Linked DNA regions of Homo sapiens: region 1 is linked to region 2. The links are chromatin loops, found by intact Hi-C in ENCODE. Cell type or tissue: IMR-90. All regions are shown on one strand. Links, peaks and the distances in the headings refer to the core of each region. The heading gives the core; the rest is flanking DNA. Region 1 has its middle 99 kb from the start of YTHDC2. Region 2 overlaps PGGT1B (protein geranylgeranyltransferase type I subunit beta).

What was found. A loop is a pair of places that touch in the nucleus more often than their neighbours do. Peaks named below come from ENCODE experiments on the same cell type or tissue, not always from the same donor. Only the 100,000 strongest peaks of a DNase experiment are listed, where the experiment ranks them.
Region 1: a loop joins it to region 2, with 4 times the contacts of the local background. A loop is called at or near these places in 22 of 110 quality-filtered maps.

Annotation. Positions count from the first base shown.
Region 1 is chr5:113,611,112-113,614,032 of GRCh38, reverse strand. No RefSeq gene overlaps it. Among named protein-coding and RNA genes, the nearest start is that of YTHDC2, 99 kb to the right of the region's middle. In IMR-90, for the core only: a CTCF peak has its summit at 1,853 (motif pointing left); no DNase peak of the experiment used is centred there.
Region 2 is chr5:115,256,372-115,259,292 of GRCh38, reverse strand. The region is part of intron 1 of PGGT1B (protein geranylgeranyltransferase type I subunit beta); the gene reads left to right. Among named protein-coding and RNA genes, the nearest start is that of PGGT1B, 5.0 kb to the left of the region's middle. In IMR-90, for the core only: no CTCF peak of the experiment used is centred there; a DNase peak (open chromatin) is centred at 1,142.

The DNA.
Region 1 (2,921 bases), core at 313-2,812, 1.6 Mb after region 2:
AATTACATAAGAATGTAATTCATCTAACTGCCTACCTGTCTCTCTTCCAAATGCCTTCCCCTGCTTTAAGGAAGTGTATAAATACTGAACTCCTGAAAACCTCTCTGAAAAACAATCAGAGAAGAACATATGTCTATGGCTTATTTTTTCGCAGAATACCCTAAAGCTGGCTTAATAAATCTAGATAGTTGAGACTGTTACAGTAGGTAGCTAGTCAGGTGTATTAGTTCGTTTTCATGGTGCTGGTAAAGACATACCTGAGACTGAGCAATTTACAAAAGAAAAAGGTTTAATTGGACTTACAGTTCCATGTGGCTAGGGAAGCCTCACATCATGGCAGAAGGCAAGGAGGAGCAAGTCATATCTTAACTGGATGGCAGCAGGCAAAAAATGAGGGAGCGTGTGCAGGAGAATACCTCTTTTTAAAACCATCAGATCTCGTGAGACTTACTCACTATCACAGGAACAGCATGGGAAAGATTTGCCCCCATGATTCAATTACCTCCCACCTGGTCTCTCCCACAACACGTGGGAATTCAAGATGAAATCTGGGTGGGGACACAGCCATGAGGCACGAGCAGGGCAAGAGAGGGCTCCCCTAACCACCACCAGGAATGCCAGGCAACCATCAGGTGATGGTCAGGCAGTTTGTCACATGGCCTCTCCAAAATGATAATTGGTCACAGCCTCTGCCAGAGAAAGGCAGTTTCCCATTAGATAAAAACAACTGAAACTGGAGATCAGCAGCTTCCCAATAAGATCTCAGGAATTGGGTGAGTGGGCTCAAACATATGCATTAAGAGGCAAAATGGTGCAAATTAACTGGTATATGACTTTCTGGGGGCATTCCTCTGGAAAACGGAAGACTGCATCAGGTGAGCATGCTTACAACTCCAGTAAACATACTGCACATACTCACCTCCCAAGTGCTAGCAGCACCACACATGTGGGCAGCTCACCCCAAGGGAAGAATCAAGGTAAAAGGGAGGCAAGACACTGGCAGCATATAAAACCCTAAGTCCAAGGTCAAACAGGGCACTTTACCTCCAACATTCCCACTTGACCCTCTTCCAAGTGTACTTTACTTTCTTTTCATTCCTGCTCTGAAACTTGCCTTGGTCTTTTCTTCTGCCTTATGCCCCTTAGTTGAATTCTTTCTTCTGAGGAGTCAAGAACTGAGGCTGCTGCAGACCCACACAGATTATCCAACAGTAACTGTGATATTCACCATTGATAACAAGACTTTTGCCTCAGTCACTCATTCCTGTTATCATAATACGTACATCTATATAGGGTTACCTTTGGCCCTCAAAATAACATACTGCACTTAAGAAATGTCTAAAGCTAACCAGGAAAGGGGAGAGGGGAGGCTTATGTCAGAGAAAAGCGGCTTTCTTTGCAAACTCTTCCCTAAGTAAAGCTCTCTTTAGCATTATCAGGATCCCAAGAGAAGGATCAGATTTTCAGTCATGGTCAGTTTTAACTGAAATATATGTGTCTCAGAGCCAAAGGCATCTAAAGTCCACAACCAGCACCACCCCCAGTCTCTCAGCTAGCCAGAGGTGCATCCTAAAGTGATTTGGGGTTGAAAGAGGAGAGCCCAGACTCCAGGTGCTCCTTCCCCTCAGGGCATCCTTTCCATTTTTTCAAAGGGGTTTTTTTTCCAGTCAAGGCTCTCTCTTAAACTTTTGGGAACGCAGTTCCTCATGTGTAAGACAAGGAGAAGGAATATGCAGTTTCTAAAATTCCTTCCTTCCCTCAAATGGTTTTGAAGAGGTTTCGTTTAAACCACTGAGCTATTTCAATTCATATCAATGAAGCTTATGATTGGTGCATGAAAACACGTACAATATCACCATCTAGCGGATAAAAGGTAGTAATACTAGTGACAATTAATGCAGACAAATGAGTGAACTTTCAAAAGGAGAAAGCAATTATATAGAACTTTCCAGAGAGTATTTCTCAATTTTTTGTAGATTGTAGACCTCTTGGAGAAGTTATGGACCCTCCCACCGCCAAAAATGCGAAATGCATATACCTCAAATTTCTGCACACAATTTTAGACAATATATGACCCTTGAATCATATGCATGGGCCACAGTTTAACAACTTCCACTTTATACATTATTTCAATCACTAGGCAAATGAAAAAGGATCCTATAATCAGCAGGGATCAGTAAATGCTGTAGCACATCTATTGTCTTTAAAAAAAAAAATCTAACCATAATTGAAACCCCTTTCCTATTGTGGAGGTTACTGCATTGTATCAGGGTTGGTGAGAAGTAGGGTTCTACCTGACATGGCAGAAGAGGCCTGCCTGATTTTCTTTGGCCAGAAAAGCACCCGCTTATCTGGTCATTTGCTCCAATCAGACTTTGATTCTTGAAAGGGTGGTGCAAAGATAGAGGGAAGGATGAAAAGTGTTTGAAGAGCTCTATAGTGTCTAATGGCAGCAAAGCCAGGGATAAGGTCCTGGCCTGACCCTTCCTTGGCTAAAATTCCATCTTCCCACACCCCTGCCTATTTCAATATCTAGTTCTTCAATCTCGTTAATTCTGTGAATGGCTTGACATCCTTCCAATAAGTCCCTTTACTGCTTAGCTCAGAATTAATTTACAATGAACTTTTTGATTGACACACATACCAAATTCTTAAAGATGACCAGAAAGATAACTGCCATTAAATATAACATATTTTATCATTAGAATTTTTTGACATCTCACACAATTTTGGAACATATATTAACATTATCCACTAAAATATAACCTGAAGATGATTTAACATCATTTTGGCAATCTCATATACCTAAACCTGTTAAATAATCCTGTTTTTCTCTCTTTTCTGGACACTCCAGGGTCCCTTCTGGAGCCTCCGAAAAGCCAAGTATCACGAAAGACAATTTTGAAACTGAGGTTTGATTT
Region 2 (2,921 bases), core at 133-2,632:
CAGACCTTCATTGGATTCTGTGTGGGCCTTGGGAGTCTGCATTATAACACGCATCTCAGGTGGTTCTAAAGCAGGCTAAAGTTAGAGACTGTTTGCCTTATAGGAGAAACAAATATGCAGTTATTACAGCAGTGATTCCCAACTCTAATGTGTATGTGAATCACTTGGGGATCTTGTTAAAATGCAGATTCTGATTGCATAAGCCTGGGTCATTGTATTTTTAGATGAATACTCCTGTGCATCCCAGTCCTCTGTAAAGTTATTAACTCTTAATAGAGTGTCTGTATGGTGTTTTACGTGTAGGAGCAGCAGAGAACGTCTAAGGTCTTAGAAATTTACTTTATGGGAACTGTAAATCTAATGGTAGGCGAAAGAGCTGCGGTGTTGCATGAAGCAGCCTGTTAAAGTATATTGCAATAGCTGAGGAGTGTGATGCTGAGTGTGAGCCGGAGATGCTGCATTTCTGACAAGTGCCCAGATGATTTTGTTATGGCTAATCCCCTGACTAGACAAAATGATTGTGATATTCTGAGGGCATTCTGGAAGTACCTAAGTAGCTCAGCCTGAAGAGAGACAGGGACTAGAGAAGGCTTCTTGGAAGAAGTAATCCCAAAGCTAAATCTTAAAGAATGTGTTCCAGTGTTTTGTTGTTGTTGTTGTTGCAAATGGACAATAAGAAGAATAAAGCTGGAGAAGTGAGTGTTGAGCAGAAAACTTCAATTAGTTCTCTAGTAGTGGTTCAAAATGTAAAGGGATATGGTAGGAATGTAATCTGAAGAGGTAGGCATGCATCAGATCATGGAAAGCTTTGTGTGCTTGTCTAGAAACATGAGTTGGATATCATGTAAGTGACAGGAATAGTCATATATATAGTCATATATCACATGGTACAGGACCAGAACCAGGGAGACCAATGAGGACACTCATGTGGTAGTCCAGGAGAGAGATGCTGAGGCAGTGAAGTAGGGCTAGAAAAGAGGGGATGAAGAAAAAGAAGGAGTCCCAGGATTCTTGAATTGGAACTGCTATCTGGTCTGGATAATAAAAGGCAAAAGGAGCCAGTTGAGAAAGGAAGAAGATGATTCATGTAATAGCACTTAACATGTAACCTCCTTAAGGTTAGGAAGCTTTATTCATTTTTGTGGTGACATCTAGTCTGTAGTAGGTGTTCAGTAGATGTTTCTTATTGAAAAAGTATGATAGTAGAAAAACTATTTTACAAGTTAAATAATTCCACAGATATGTGACTGTACTTAAAAGTATTTACCAGTTGAATCAGCCATTGAAAAATAATTATAAATGAAGAATAATGCTTAAAATTCCAGAATTCATGCAGTCTTTCAGTCATTTGTTTCGAAGTATTATGGCAGCATCTATGTGCTAGTATTTTAACTTCATGATTAAGTCTAATGTATCATCTAAGGCTCTCTCTTCACTGACATGGTTATCAATTTTATTTGTGTTCTTATTTCTTAATGTAGATGCTTATTTATAATTTTAGATGCAATATGATGTAGTCATAGGCCCATCTGGTATCTAGGCAGGAATGTAGTCCATTGTTTAAGACACTTGTTTAAGACACTTGGTAAAGGATGGGGTTGCACCAGAAAGGGTCAGGACAAGGGATCCAAAGTTTGGGAATCTAGTCAACTCTCATAAATTAGTGTTTTCAGTATATTTCTTATATCAGTATGACTAAGTTCTTTTTTCCACTGTCCAGACTATAGACTGTTTTTCATTCTTTTTTTTTTTTTTTTTTTTTGAGATGGAGTTTTGCTATTGTTGCCCAGGCTGGAGTGCAATGGCACGATCTCGGCTCACTGCAACCTCAGCTCACTGTAACCTCCACCTACTGGGTTCAAGTGAGTCTCCTGCCTCAGCCTCCCTAGTAGCTGGGATTACAGGTGCCCACCACCACGCCTAGCTGACTTTTTGTATTTTTAGTAGAGATGGAGTTTCATCATGTTGGCCAGGCTGGTCTCGAGTTCCTGACCTCAGTTGATCCACCCGCTTTGACCTCCCAAAGTGCTGGGATTGCAGGAGTGAGCCACTGCGCCCATCCTTCTTGTTGTTCTTATTTAATCTTTGGGGTATGCGTGTCTTAAGCCTGGAATATTTGACATCTTTTGGAGACACTTAGGTTAACCCTCTTGTCTGTGAATTGATTCTTTGGTAAAGCAACTTGATTGGGGGTTGGGGGATGTTACTTTTTCATCCTTGTAAGATAAACTTCTTATACATATTGTTCAGAGTGAGAGAAGAGGGGTGAACAGAAAGATATTGTTTGCTTATTTACACTTCTCAGGCTGCAGATTCAGATTGAGTTCTAGGGAAAAGAAGAAACAGAATAAACAGATATTCTCTGAAAGAAGTAAAAAAGTAAAAATAACTTCATTGGCTTGATTTTAGGTGCGTGTGTTCGCACAATTACCCCTCTATACACCTGTGCTGAGTCAGGTTGCCCAGCAGTTTATTCCCAAGTAGAAGTCATCTAGGAACCATAAAACCCTACATTATACTATTTCTCTGGGAGGCCCACAGCCCAAAATTCCTTTGTGTTTTTTGTGGCTTGTTTTAATTCTCTCTCTTTCAGTTTTAGGACTACTTGAGAATTCTGATGTGATTGGAAGAGGAATGGTTTCCCAGACTATTTTAAAGGAGGCCAGATATTTGCCCCAAAGTGACTTATTGGTTCTGTCTGCCAAGCATTTCTGATGGGACCTCTTTTTATAAACATAAGCCATTCACCATAACTCTGTTACTCTCATAAACCTTATGGTCTCACCCTAAGTCTTCACCTATGAGTTGAAAATGCTGGACTTTCAGGAGCCCTTAATAATTAAGTATGCAAGATTTTAAAATACCATCACATGGCTGATTTCTTGTATTTGGCACTTACATGTAGAGTGCATTCATATCCA